Regions from separate parts of the Homo sapiens genome. Here region 1 is linked to region 2. The links are chromatin contacts, found by Hi-C or POLR2A ChIA-PET in ENCODE. All regions are on one chromosome and are shown on one strand. Each heading gives the region's core, a stretch centred on a gene start or an enhancer-like site at or near the end of the contact. The rest is flanking DNA. Distances are from core to core; before and after follow the strand shown. Region 1 holds the start of NOL11 (nucleolar protein 11). Region 2 overlaps PRKCA (protein kinase C alpha).

The links. A loop is a pair of places that touch in the nucleus more often than their neighbours do. ChIA-PET counts read pairs that join two places held with the same protein, here RNA polymerase II (POLR2A). Pooled maps may share reads with other maps.
Region 1: a loop to region 2 is called in a pooled map, with 19 times the contacts of the local background. The contact joins the promoter of NOL11 here to the enhancer-like site in region 2. A Hi-C loop is called at or near these places in 5 of 37 single-sample maps with no recorded cell type and 5 of 50 pooled maps. POLR2A ChIA-PET finds 5 or more read pairs at or near these places in 1 of 52 experiments (PC-9).

Annotation. Positions count from the first base shown.
Region 1 is chr17:67,712,429-67,719,185 of GRCh38, forward strand. NOL11 (nucleolar protein 11) reads left to right here and starts at 5,508. Exons shown (of 18, transcript NM_015462.5): 1 at 5,508-5,660. The coding sequence starts at 5,520. LOC101928045 (a long non-coding RNA gene) reads right to left here and starts at 5,250. Exons shown (of 4, transcript NR_188294.1): 1 at 5,214-5,250. RefSeq lists enhancers at 5,419-5,498, 5,569-5,758, 6,681-6,757 and a silencer at 6,029-6,118.
Region 2 is chr17:66,712,094-66,718,519 of GRCh38, forward strand. The region is part of intron 8 of PRKCA (protein kinase C alpha); the gene reads left to right. Among named protein-coding and RNA genes, the nearest start is that of MIR634, 72 kb to the right of the region's middle. RefSeq lists enhancers at 1,710-1,769, 2,400-3,096. Within about 2 kb of position 2,523, at least 6 of the 41 ENCODE cell types and tissues checked have a DNase peak (open chromatin) inside an H3K27ac peak, as active enhancers do.

The DNA.
Region 1 (6,757 bases), core at 4,258-6,757, 1.0 Mb after region 2:
CAATCCACCTGGTCACTCAAGGTAAATGTGCAGAACATGCCTTTGATTCCTCCCTCCCTCTCACCATCACACTCAACCCATCTGCCACCCTGTCAACTCTCCCTCCAAATCACATCCTGAATTGATCCACTTTTCCCTATCTCCGCTATCACCACCTACCACAAGCCACTATCTCTTGTATCCTCAAAATTGGTATTTCTGCTTCTGCTTTTTATCCCCTATGAGCTATTCTCTGCTTGAGAGCCAGCGTGATCCTTTCAAAACAGAAATCAGACCTTAGCTTAAAACTTTTTTTTTTTTTTTTTTTTTTTTTTTTTAGGCCAGGCGCAGTGGCTCACGCCTGTAATCCCATTACTTTGGGAGGCTGAGGCAGGGAGATCACGAGGTCAGGAGATCAAGACCATCCTGGCCAACATGGTCTTGATCTCCTGACCTCGTGCTCATGGTCTACTAAAAATGCAAAAATTAGCTGGGTGTGGTGGCAGATGCCTGTAATCCCAGCTCCTTGGGAGGCTGAGGCAGGAGACTCGCTTGAACCTGGGAGGCGGAGGTTGCAGTGAGCCGAGATCGCGCCACTGCGCTCCAGCCTGGGTGACGGAGCAAGGCTCCATCTCAAAAAAACCAAACAAACAAACATAAAATAACAATTGTTAGTGAGGATATGGAGAAACTGGAACCCTTGTGTACTTCTGACGGAAATGTAAAATTGTGCAGCTGCTGTGCAAAACAGCATGGTGTTTCCTCAAAAAATTAAAAACAGAATCACTGTGTGATCCAGCTATTCTACTTCTGGTTATATAGCAAAAAAAAACAAAGCACGATCTCAAGGGGATATTTGTATACCCATGTTCATAGCAGCGTTATTCACAATAGCCAAGAGGAAGCAATCCAACTGTCCATGAATGGAAGAATGGAGGAGCAAAATGTGGTATATCCATTCAACGGAATATTAGTCAGTCTTTAAAAGGAAGGAAATTCTGACACATGCTACAACAGGATGAACCTTGAAGATGTTGTGCTAAGTGAAATAAGCCAGACATAAAAGGACAAATATTTAATGATTCCATTTATCTGAGCTATGGTATTTAAATTCAGAGAGACAGAAAGTAGAATAGTGATTACCAGGGGCTGCAGAAGGGGGAATGGAGAGTTATTGTTTAATGGGTTCAGTCTGGGAAGATGAAAATGTTCCAGAGATGAATGGTGTGGTTGCAACACAGTGTGAATGTACTTCATGCCATAGAACTGCACACTTAAAAATGGTTAAAAGGCCGGGTCTGGTGACTCACGCCTGTAATCCCAGCACTTGGAGAGACCCAGGTGGGTGGATCACTTGAGGTCAGGGGTTCGAGACCATCCTGGCCAATATGGCAAAACCCTGTCTCTAGTAAAAATACAAAAATTAGCTGGACGTGGTGGCGGGCACCTGTAATCCCAGCTACTCGGGAGGCTGAGGCACAAGAATTGCTTGAACCTGGGAGGAGGAGGTTGCAGTGAGCCGAGATAGTGCCATTGCACTGCAGCCTGGGTGGCAGAGTGAGACTCAGTCTCAAAAAAAAAAAGAAGGTTAAGAGCCTGGTGCCGTGGCTCACGCTTGTAATCCCAGCTACTGGGAAGGCCAAGGCAGGAGGATCACTTGAGCCCAGGAGTTCAAGACCAGCCTGGACAACGTGGCAAGACCCTGTCTCTTTAAAAAAAAAAAAAACAAAAAAACAAACAAACAAAAAAAACAGGCCAGGTGCGGCGGCTCATGCCTGTAATCCCAGGTGTGGAAGTCTTTGGGAGGCCGAGGCGGGCGGATCACGAGGTCAGGAGATCGAGACTATCCTGGCCAACATGGTGAAACCCGTGTCTTTACTAAAAATACAAAAAACAAAACAAAACAAAAGTTGCTAAAAAGGTTAAAATGGCAATTTTATGTTACGTACATTTTAGCACAATAAAAAAATTTAAAATATACTCATTGGGTTTTGGCACCACCGGGAGGGCGCTAACATTAGGTTGAAATGTATGCCCCAAAGGATGACAAAGATCTTAGATTCTTCCTCTCTCTCTCTGATTTTTGCTGGGCAGAAAACTTCTTCAGGGGCATATGCCTAAATTCTGGTAATATTGTTCAATTATTTGCTATGGTCTGAACATTTACCGCAAAGGTTTTTTGAGTTTCTGAAACCGAAAAACATATCTTAGAGTATCTCAGATCTTATTTAAGAATCACCACAACTTTCAAATAATATAGAGATTTGGTGGCATACAAATATCTACCATTCACTTTCTTTGCTGAATGGTCCTTCTACGAATATTCCTTTGATGAAGCACTTACTGTACCCCATTCATGCAATGTACACGTCACCAGCTGTCAACCTTCCATGACAAATTTCTAATGGGTAACATCCTCCCTTTTGAATGTGAGCAGGCTTCCCTTCCTACCCATTATATATTTAGACTCATTCATTGTATATTTATCATCTGATTCTATTCTAGGAATTGAATGTGAGAGGCAATATCTTCCCCCAGTCTTCACAGCTAGGCAGCCAAGCAGCATAAACATGACAAACAATCCAGAGAGAACATCCACAACACACAGTAAAATGCACAGGGTCACAGCTGCCTTTGAAGACCAGCCTTAAATGTCTCTAACCAGTGAGGGATAGCCAGACCCTCTTCTTGCTCATTGACCTTGATGGATGCACATTGGAAGTGGAACGCCTCCTGACCCGTTCCTAGCTTAGGCTTGGTTGCAGAAGACTCCTAGTTCCCTTATTATAGCTGGTGTCCTTTCCAGAAAGGATTGTAATCTCCTTTAATAGTTTACCAAACTTAGACTCAAATTTACAGACGAATATGCAAGCACAGTTCCAGCTTTCTCAACCAGGAAGTCTTACTTTCCCTTAATGGATCAAGTCCACGTTCTATTTATTATCCTAGCTTGCAACGTTAAGTGTGACTTATTCAACAAACGTGTATTAAGCTCTTTGTATGGATCACAGACAATTGCTGGTGCCATGAATACGAAAATGTGAAGTGGCCGGGCGCGGTGGCTCAGGCCTGTAATCCCAGCACTTTGGGAGGCTGAGGCGGGTGGATCACCTGAGGTCAGGAGTTCGAGACCAACCTGGCCAACATGGTGAAACCCCGTCTCTACTAAAAATACAAAAATTAGCCAGGTGTGGGGTGGGTGCCTCTAATCCCAGCTACTCGGGAGGCTGAGACAGGAGAATCGCTTGAACCCGGGGGGCAGAGGTTGCAGGTTGCAGAGAGCCGAGATTGTGCCATTGCACTCCAGCCTTCGTGACAAGAGTGAACCTCTGTCTCAAAAAAGAAAAAAAAAGGCTGGGCGCAGTGGCTCACGCCTGTAATCCCAGCACTTTGGGAGGCCGAGGCGGGCGAATCACGAGGTCAGGGGATCGAGACCATCCTGGCTAACAAGGTGAAACCCTGTCTCTACTAAAAATACAAACAAGTCAGCCGGGCATGGTGGCGGGCGCCTGTAGTCCCAGCTCAGGAGGCTGAGGCAGGGGAATGGCGTGAACCCGGGGCGCAGAGCTTGCAGTGAGCCGAGATTGCGCCACTGCACTCCAGCCTGGGCTACAGTGCAAGACTCCGCCTCAAAAAAGAAAAAAGAAAGAAAGAAAGAAAAGCCTTGCTACTGATGGTGCCCTCATCACCTCTCACCTGGTAACTACAATAACTGCGATAGACTTCTAGGGAATCTCCCTGTTGGTGCCCCAGGCGCACTTGCTACTGAGAATGCTCTTAGTTAACTGCATGATCGCTCCCTCCCCTAGTTAACTGCATGATCGCTCCCTCCCCTCCTTCATGCCATCCTCAAAAGATACCCTTGGGCCAGGCACTGTGGCTCTGTAATCCCAGCACTCTAGGAGGCCAAGGGGGGAGGGTCATTTCAGCCCAGGAATTCAAGGTCAGCTTGGGCAATACGGTGAAACCCCATCTTTACAAAAAATACAAAAATTAGCCGGGCATGGTGGTGCATGTCTGTAGTCCCAGGTACTCGGGAGGCTGAGGTGGGAGGATAGCTTAAATCCGGGAAGCAGAGATTGCAGTGAGTTGAGACTGCGTCACTCCAGCCTGGGCGACAGAGCAAGACCCTGTCTCAAAAAAAAAAAAAAAAAAAAAAAGACATCCTCTCAAGGAGGCCTGTGGTCATCCTAGTGAAAATTTCACATACACAGACCACTCCTTCCTCCCCCACACACCCACGCTTTATCTCTCCCTTCTGAGTTTAATGTTTTTCTTCTTACCACCTATCACAAAGTAAGTTATGAAGCATAATAATAAACTATATCCTCTTGATCTCACAACCCAGCCTAAAAATTAAAAGATTATCAGAGTTCAAGATCACCTTGGGCAACAAAGCAAGACTCCATGTCTGCAAAAAATACAAAAATTAGCCGGGCGTGGTGATGGATGCCTGTAGTCCCAGTTATTCGGGAGGCTGAAGCAGGAGGATTGCTTTATTTAGCCCAAGAGTTAGAGGCTGCAGTGAGCCATGATAATGCCACTACTTTTGAACAACAAAAGACCTATTAGCATTATAAAAATAGACTGCATTTGATTCCTTCACAGTAGCTGGATATTCTCCTTTTGCCCATGTCGTCATGTTGGGGCAATGAGAAACAACACACATGGCGATCTGGTGGATGCTTAAATCTAAACTGAGGCACTTTGTCACACTGGGTACATTTGTTTAGTAATTGCCTATTAAATGGTTTCTCCCTAAGAACATCACAATTTATCTTTACTTATTTATTTAACATTATTGATTGAATCTGCCATGCTTATCTGAGAAACATACATTTCTCCCGGAAATAAAAACCTTGCCAAAAATCACACAGGGGACCTTCAACTTCACCTTCATCAAACTAGTCTGAATTTCCTGTAAGCTGAGGAGAGATTTTCCCCACTGGGGCTCAGAGAAGGGGAGTCAGAGAACTCAGAAGGCCTGAAAGACTGAAAAGACTGGAGATCTCTAGAGGGTTCCAAGAAACTTGGGGGGAATTAAGCATTTCACGTAGGAACAGCACGTTATTGGGAGTTTACCTACAGAGATAAATATTTTTTCTTTGGCAGATCGTTCCACAAGGCCATGGATGGAATTCCTAGGGAGTTCCCTTGCAATTAAAAAAAAAAAAATCTAGCTTATTTATATTCGACCACTCCCTAGACCCATCTACAGTCTCTCAAGTCCCCACCTAGAACAGCACGCAGCCGATTCAGGACCCAGTAAGCAGCACTTCCGCGCCTACCCTATCCCTTCCTGGAGCACATCCGGGACTCGGCGAGGCGTGGTCTCGGGAGGCGGAGTCTGACGCAAGCCGGCCCAGCCCACCTGGCTAAATTCACAGTCGCGCTCGCTCCTTCCGCCCGCCAGAGGTCGCAGGCTGCGAGAGCAGGTTCCTGGTTTGGCAAGCACTCGCCCCCTCAGGCCCGTTCATTCTCGCGAGAGAAAGCGCGAGGCCTGCCGGGAGTGAGCGCGGCCGTACTTAGGTTTGCTCAAAATGGCAGCGCTGGAGGAAGAATTCACGTTGTCTTCGGTAGTCCTGAGCGCCGGGCCTGAAGGACTCCTAGGCGTGGAGCAGAGCGACAAAACAGACCAGTTTCTAGTGACAGACAGCGGCAGGACAGTCATCCTCTATAAGGTGAAGGCAATAGGTTTGGGAGCGCCCCGACTGCCTTCTCGCCCCTTTCTGAGCGCGGAGCTCGAGCTCAAGTTTCTCACAGCTTCAGAAAGAGATCGTGGAGAAGGCTTAGCAGAGAGCCGGCTGGGCCTGTTGGGGACGCTGAGTGAGGTCTGGAATCTGGCTTGCTTGCCTTCCTGTAAAGGCATATTTCCGACTTGCAGGGGCAGAGCGTCTGAGTGCACGTGGGTTAGACTCGGAAAAGAAAGAAAACCTGTGCTTTTGCTTCGGAACTCGCGGAATTGGCCTTGCTAAGATTCCCTCCTAGGGTCTTTATTATCTTAGCCGCCCGCGGGAGGATGGAACGGAGATTGGTTGGGCGGGAGAGGATGACACTGACAGAGTGGGAATAGTGGTTTAGCCGTGTCTACACTTCACACCCCTCTCTTTGTAGGGGCGGGGACAATTTTAGAGAGTGAGGGACTTTCTTGATAGCTCGCTAAGAATCTTGCCTCCAAGTGAGTTGTCTGTTGGCATCTCTGATTCACGCTGGGAATCCTGGAGTTGAGTCCTGGGAAAATCTGCAAGCCCTGCCCCCATTTCAGCCTAAAGCCTGATAGAGAACACTTTCTAACCTTGCTTTTGGTGGTCGCATAGAAAGCAGTTACTTTTCTCTGGGCTGCTGAACATAGTTTTCCATGTTTTAAAGAAGTTAGGTATCTGCTTTGACGTTTTGAGAACAGGTTGCTAACAGCTCCCTGTGCCGTTTTGACTCTGCTAACTCTATTGGGTTTCACTTGGGATGTCAAGTAGATTTGCAGTTTTGCAGCTCCTGCATAGGAATACAATGGCAGATTGGAATTGGATAGACATGATCCCAGATGTCCCTACTTAATTTCCCATGCCGCTGTTCAGAGGCATAACTTCCCATGCAGAGGCATAATATAATCAATTTTTAAATGTACTATTGTTTTTTTAACAAAGGGTTGCTTATTTACTTATTTAGGAACTTAGTTATATTTTCATTTTAACTACCCTTTTAGAGGTTTGGCCGGACGCGGTGGTTCACGCCTGTAATCCCAGAACTTCGGGAGGCCCAGGTGGGTGGATCACTTGAG
Region 2 (6,426 bases), core at 1,273-3,772:
GAGGCTGGCCACACCTGAATACACTGAGCCTCTGTGCAACTTCTTCCTGTGGAGTAAAACCCTCCAGCATTCTCAGAGGAAAGAGGCACCTCTTGATCACTCCAGGAGGTGGAAACAGTTCCTGTTTAAAAACCAAGTAAACCCCTCTCATTGCACCCCCTGCTACTTCAGAGGAACACCTCCATTCTGATGGAAGGAACTCGTACTTGGGTCCTGGAACCCTATTTGGGACCCAAACCTCTCCCACTTGTGTGGCCTGACGTGCCTGAGTGCTGTTTGTGTCCTTTTTATTATGTTGAAAACTTTGTTATTCCAAAGAAACATCTGAATCACAGAGCTTAGTTTCCCAGCATGTCGGAAAGCTGGGTGCTGGTGTAAAAAACTCAGATGTGGCTGAAAAGGGAAGTAATGAGAGGGGAGAAAAATAAGAAGAAAGAGTTAGGGTGAGGCTTTCACCTCCCTGGGTTCTTGCCTGGCTCCTCCTAGCTCTAATGAAGGGCTGTCCCTGTCCCCTTCTCCTTAAAGACTGTCCCTCTTCTCCCACCTGCTGGGCAACGTGGCTGTCACCTCGTCATTCCAAGAAGGCAGCAGGGTGTGGCGAGGAAGTGCCACACTGCCTGGGTTCAAGGGTTCAAATCCCAGCTCCAATATTTCATAGCTGTATAGCCTGGAGCCATGCAGCTCATCTCTCTTGCCTCAGTTTCTCCAAGTCTAAAATGGAAATGGTAAAAGGACCAACCTCCTAGGGATGTTGGGAGGATTAAATGAGTAAGTATGGAAGGTGCCTAGAACAGTGCCTGGCTAGATTTGTGTTTGCTGCAGTCATTACTCAGCCTTTTCTCTGCCTTCCATCCCCAGGAATTATGAATTACAGAGTTTTCCCTAATGGAGGTGTCACTGTGCATTGCTGGTTTCCAAGAAGCCATTGCCAAGTTAAAGTGAACCCTTTGTTGTCCTTTTTTTTTTTTTTTTTTTTGAGATGGAGTCTCACTCTGTTGCCCAGGCTGGAGCGCAATGGTGCAATCTTGGCTCATTGCAACCTCCACCTCCCGGGTTCAAGCAATTCTCCTGCCTCAGTCTACCGAGTAGCTGGGACTACAGGCACGCGCCACCATGCCCGGCCAATTTTTTTACTTTTTGTAAAGAAGGGGTTTCACCATATTCACCAGGCTGGTCTTGAAGTCCTGACCTTGTGATCTGCCTGCCTCGGCCTCCCAAAGTACTGGGATTACAGTCGTGAGCCACCGCATCCGACCTCATTGTGCTTTCTAAACCACTCCCGGGCCCCAGTTGGGAGACCCCGGTTGTACATTAGGTACAAATAACCCATCAGATAGGAATCTGCTCCCCGTACCCCACCCTACTCCCACCTGCAGCAGTGAAGCAAGGCCATCTTGAATTCATTTAAGAACAGAGATGAGAAGTGTCAAGTCAACAAAGTCTCTTTTCTGACATGTTTTGTGTTGGTGCTTATTATGTTTCCTGTGTGGTTTTGTTATGAGGACAAGAAACAGGCTACTCTACCTGAGAAAGAAAATGTCACCCGCATGTTGGAAATTCACCCTGACCCAGGCAGTGATAATAGCGTGCCACCGCTCGCTCACACCTCTCTTCAAAGTGGCTTCCTTGGCTTGGTCATGAGCTAATCTTTACCTTGTGGCTTTTTCTGAAAATAGACTTGTCAACACTCAGTCCGAGTCTGGCCCCCAGTCACTGGTTTTCTCTGTTGACAGGCTGCAAAGAATCATGCAGGAAGGGCTCTGTCCATGAATTCCCAATGGTCATGGGTGGTCAGCCAGCTCAGAGCTGATGGTTTGGGTGGGGGCAGGCAGGACACAGCCATAGTCTCAGCTCTTACTAGGGGTATTCGTTTTGTGACTCACATTCCCCCAGGTGCTCACAGCCTGTAGATACCCTTAGGGTCACAATAATTGTATTAATTTAGACTCCCTGGCTCTCTCCTGGCCCATTGACAAAACCTCTGTTCACTTCCAAAGCCCAGCAGTTGCAGCTGGGAGATCCCAGGAGTATCTCGTGCGGTGGTGAAGTGATCCGATCACACACCTTTCCTCTCCGGTGTGAGGCCCTCTGCTTTGAGGCCACTTGCATCCCAGCCATGTTCCCCCCCACCCGCTGCTTCCTTTGGGGAGAATGCCCCCTTGTGAGTCCACGCCCCCCTCAAGCTGCCAGGCCTCATGCATGGGGCCAGAGAGCTAGGGTGCAAATACCATGTGTAAAGGGAAAAGTGTCCTGACCTCAGCTGCCCTTGTGCCCTCAGGCCTGTGCCCACCGTTGGAGACAGGAAACACCTACCTCCACCTTGCCCTCAGGCAGCCCCTCCTGCTGGAGACCAGCTCCTCAGTCCTGTCCAAGTCCCCTGAGGGCAGCTGGGAAGCCCCTGTCTTTTTAGGAGAGGTCTCACTGTTCCACCCCCTCGTCTCTTCCCCCTTCCTGGAATGGAAATTTGTCTTCTGACGCTGCCACCTGGCAGCAGGCGATGGCTGTGGCGAGACTACTCAGAATGGCAGCAGCCACCAGCCCCGAGCTCTGATCACTCCCTCACCACTGCAGGATGGCGAGGCTCCCAAGCCTGCAGGACGAGAAAGGGAGTGTTGACCCATTTTACAGATGAAGAAACAGGCCTCAGAGAAGTGTGCAGTGCCTTTACTGGTGTCCCAGACCGCTGCTGGCAGACCCCAGATCCCATGCTTGTCACCTTCCTGAGCGCCTAGTGAGCTGCCTGACACAGAGGGCCCAGAGAATAGCCCAGAACAGTGCAGCTGCTGCTAGCCTTGGAAGCAGGTGTCCCATTGAGCTATAATTAGGCCCCTTGGTTTTAAAAACTGGTGTGGATTAAAAAGGCTCAGTGAGGGTAGGATGAAATCAATGATTATGGAAATATTGTGCTAAATTTAATGACAGTCGGCCCTGCTTTCAAATTGCTTGCTCCTGTCAGAGACATTTTATAAAAATTTTCCGTTGAGTAGTTGAGCAGTGTATCCAGCATTTCGGGGATAGGATGTGTTTTGTTTTTTGGTTTTTTTTTTTTTCTCTGTGAGGATGCCCAGTCATCCTGTTTTTCCTTTCTGCAGCAGCTGCACAGCCATGGAGGGAAGGCTCTGGAACCTTCTTCCTTGGGGAACTGGGTTTTATTGCCAGTTATAGCTTGGGTGCGTTTTTTGTTACTGTTTTTTATTGACTTCAGGAGCTGCTGTTCTGTGCTCGCTTAGCTTCAATTGGATTTTCCCAGAAGTGGCTTTTTCATTGAACTCTGCCCTCGTGTAACTGTCGTTACTTCTCACTATTTTCCAGGTCGTTCTTTGTTTCTAAGATAAACACCGTGGCTCCCTCGGACCACTCCAGGGCCCCCTGCAGCCCTCACTGCCTCCCTTCCCCCCAGGCCCTTTCTTGGATCTGTGGCTTGCAGAGTCTGCACCCAGTCAAGGGTTTGGAAAGATTCGGGAGACACAGAAAGGCCTACAACTGTTTGGATCTTTGTTTTCTAGAAATAGAGCACCCAGAGATCTTAAAACCCACTTTTGGCATCTGTAGTTCCGTTGGCACTCTATAGTTCCGTTGGCATTTTGCAAAGTCCTGGCACTTACGTGAGTGATTCAGGTCATCTACTATAAAGGATACAGTTTTTTTTTTGCATCTGCGTAGATACAATTTTGTGTCTTGTTTGTGCCATCTTGCCCCATTTACTGGGACTTCACCTCGGTAAGGCAGACTAGTGAATCTTAGGTGGATCTCTGCTAAAAGATCCCAGCCAAACTGCAGTTGCTTCAGAAACTGAATACCACAAGAGGGCAGTAAAGATTTGCAAATGAAAGATTCCATGACACCTGCACACAACAAACAGCAATCAACTGTTGCCTGGATGTCTTTACATTTTAGTGGACATAGAGATGAGATCACCACCTTGTGCTCCCCATTGCTTCTTGGCTTTAGAGGATCTTCAGTGTGCTGCAAAGAAGTCAAGGGTTTCCCAAGAGCTGGATGGCTCCTTCAGTCTATTCTTGCTTGCACTGGGCCCCAGCCCATTTTCTATCTCCCCGGGTTTTTTTTTTTAGCACCAGAGAATTACCCACTTCGAAGCCATGTTGCTGACAGTCTGAAAAACTATTTACTTTGATGATGTTTCTGAGTTCATGTGATTCTTGACCCTGCCACAGCCAACCCATAAAGCCAGTGTGGTGGTAATTCCAAAGGGGAGCATTCGAGCAGGAAAAGGAATAGGTTTCCAAAAATGATTAAGTGCCCAAAGTTCTCGAACAATGCTATGTCATGGCTGTTGCAGTGCGCACTGGGCCTTCCTCTAAGCCGGGCATCAGACGCAAGTGTGCCATCAGCTAGCTCCCTGGTGGGAGAAAAACATTGTTGCAGATGGAAAAACTTAAGGTCATTGGTGGGGAATCCTCATGTAAGCCTGGAGATTTAGCAATTGGGGAGAACGCGGTACAAGGGCAAACCGCCTTTCCAGGAGGTGTTTAGCAGGTGAGACAAGGCGTGCACCACCAAGATTAGCGATCCTAACAGATGTGTCAATTATCAACAGACAAATCTGGGAAACAGGGAAAAATTTGGTTGGCTGCAAAGAAAATCACACACCGGGATACTAGAGGTGAATATTATGTGGTATGAAAAGAACCAAGCACTTCGCAGTTTCCACATCTGGCAAAGTGCCAACACGTCAGGGTCCCACGTTTCTCCTTGGAGAATGGCTCAGTTGCCATGACAACGGAGGCCCTCTCGCTGCCTGTGAATTTATTTTAACCGTGGCAACAGCCAAAGTGGGTGTGTCCATGAAAATATTTCTTGTTAAGAAAACGATTGAATGTGTTGCCCTTACATTTTGCTCTGCTGAATACATACTTCATTCACCACCATTGTATGGCTGCAAAATTTCCTTTTCCTGTGCTGCCTGGCATAGCAAGCATTGTGGAAGAGCCTGAATAGTGATTTAATTCTAGTGCTCTTGAGATTCTTAATTGTCGCTGTTGTGATAGATTAAGAAGATACAGACATTGTACTGAAATCTAACTGCAAATGAGGATGAGTGATTTGAGAACCTGCGTGATACAGGGCAAGGGTCATCGAACTGCAATCCACAGCCCAGACCCCAGCGGCTGCCTGTCTTCACCATTAAGGCTTTATTGGAACACCTTCCCTCCTTTACTCACTTTTGCAGCTTTCGAGCTACAATGGCAGAGTTGGAGAGTTACAACAGAGACAGTATTTGGCCCACAAAGCCACAAATATTTACTATCTGGACCTTTACAGAAAAAGTTTGCTCACCCTCGATGTAGGAGGAAGAGCACTAGGTTCAAAGGCTGGAGTTCTGGATTCAGAGCTCAGGATGGAAAACTGATTTAGACATATCGCGGTGCCCCCTGGGCTCATTCTCCTCATCTGTAACATGGGCAGCCTTGATGAGACTATCCCCAAGTTGCTTTTGAATTCTAAAAGCTCTGTCATCCTCCTGCTGTTAGTCAAAGATTACAGCCCAGATGGGGCAACCTTAGCACAGGGAAACGTACGGGATGATCCAGCATCTAGTTTCAGGGCCTCTGTAGAGAACAGAGCGTCCTTCTCTTCCTCCACCAGCACTGCCACGAAGCGGCGCAGAGGCTGTGGTGAAGTTAGCTCTCTAGACCTCAGCATCTTCATCTGCATCCTAGGCAGGTCAGACTCCCCAGGGACCCTTCTGTGGCTGACAGTCTGTGGTTCTGAGGCCCTCGCTGCAGTTGCCAGCAGGAGAAAGAATGACTCATGCCTGTGATTTGCTGGTCACCTGTGATTCCCGCCTCCGGGAGAAAACTCCAAGTAGCAGGTGTTGACCCAGTTGTGTGGGAGGAATCACCCAGGCCCTTATTTCCAGGTTGCACTTACAGATCGGATTGTGCAACCAGAAAAATGCCGTCAGAAGGAAGTGGGGTGGCTTGGGGGACTGACTTACTAAGGATCACTGTTAAGCTCTCCATACAAATTAGCTCCCCTTCTGTCTTAGTCCACTCGGGCTGCTATAGCAAAATACCATAAACTGCATGGCTTACAAACTGCATATGTTTCTCTCTCTTAGTTCTGAATGCTGGGAAGTCTAAAATCAAGGCAGGTGAGGTGTCTGGTGAAGGCTCACTTTCTGATTCACAGATGGCATCTTCTGGCTTTGCCCACACATGGTAGATGGGATGAGGAGCCTCTCAGGCCTCTTTTTATTAAAGTTTTTATTATTTAGAGACAGGGTCTCATTCTGATGCCCAGGCGGGAGTGCAGTGGCACAATCACTGTTCACTGCATCCTCGAATTCCTGGGCTCAAGCAATCCTCCTGCTTCAGCCTCCCGAGTAGCTAGGACTACAGGTGCACGCCACTGTGCCTGGCTAATTTTTAAAATTATTTTTTGTAGAGATGGGGGTCTCACTGT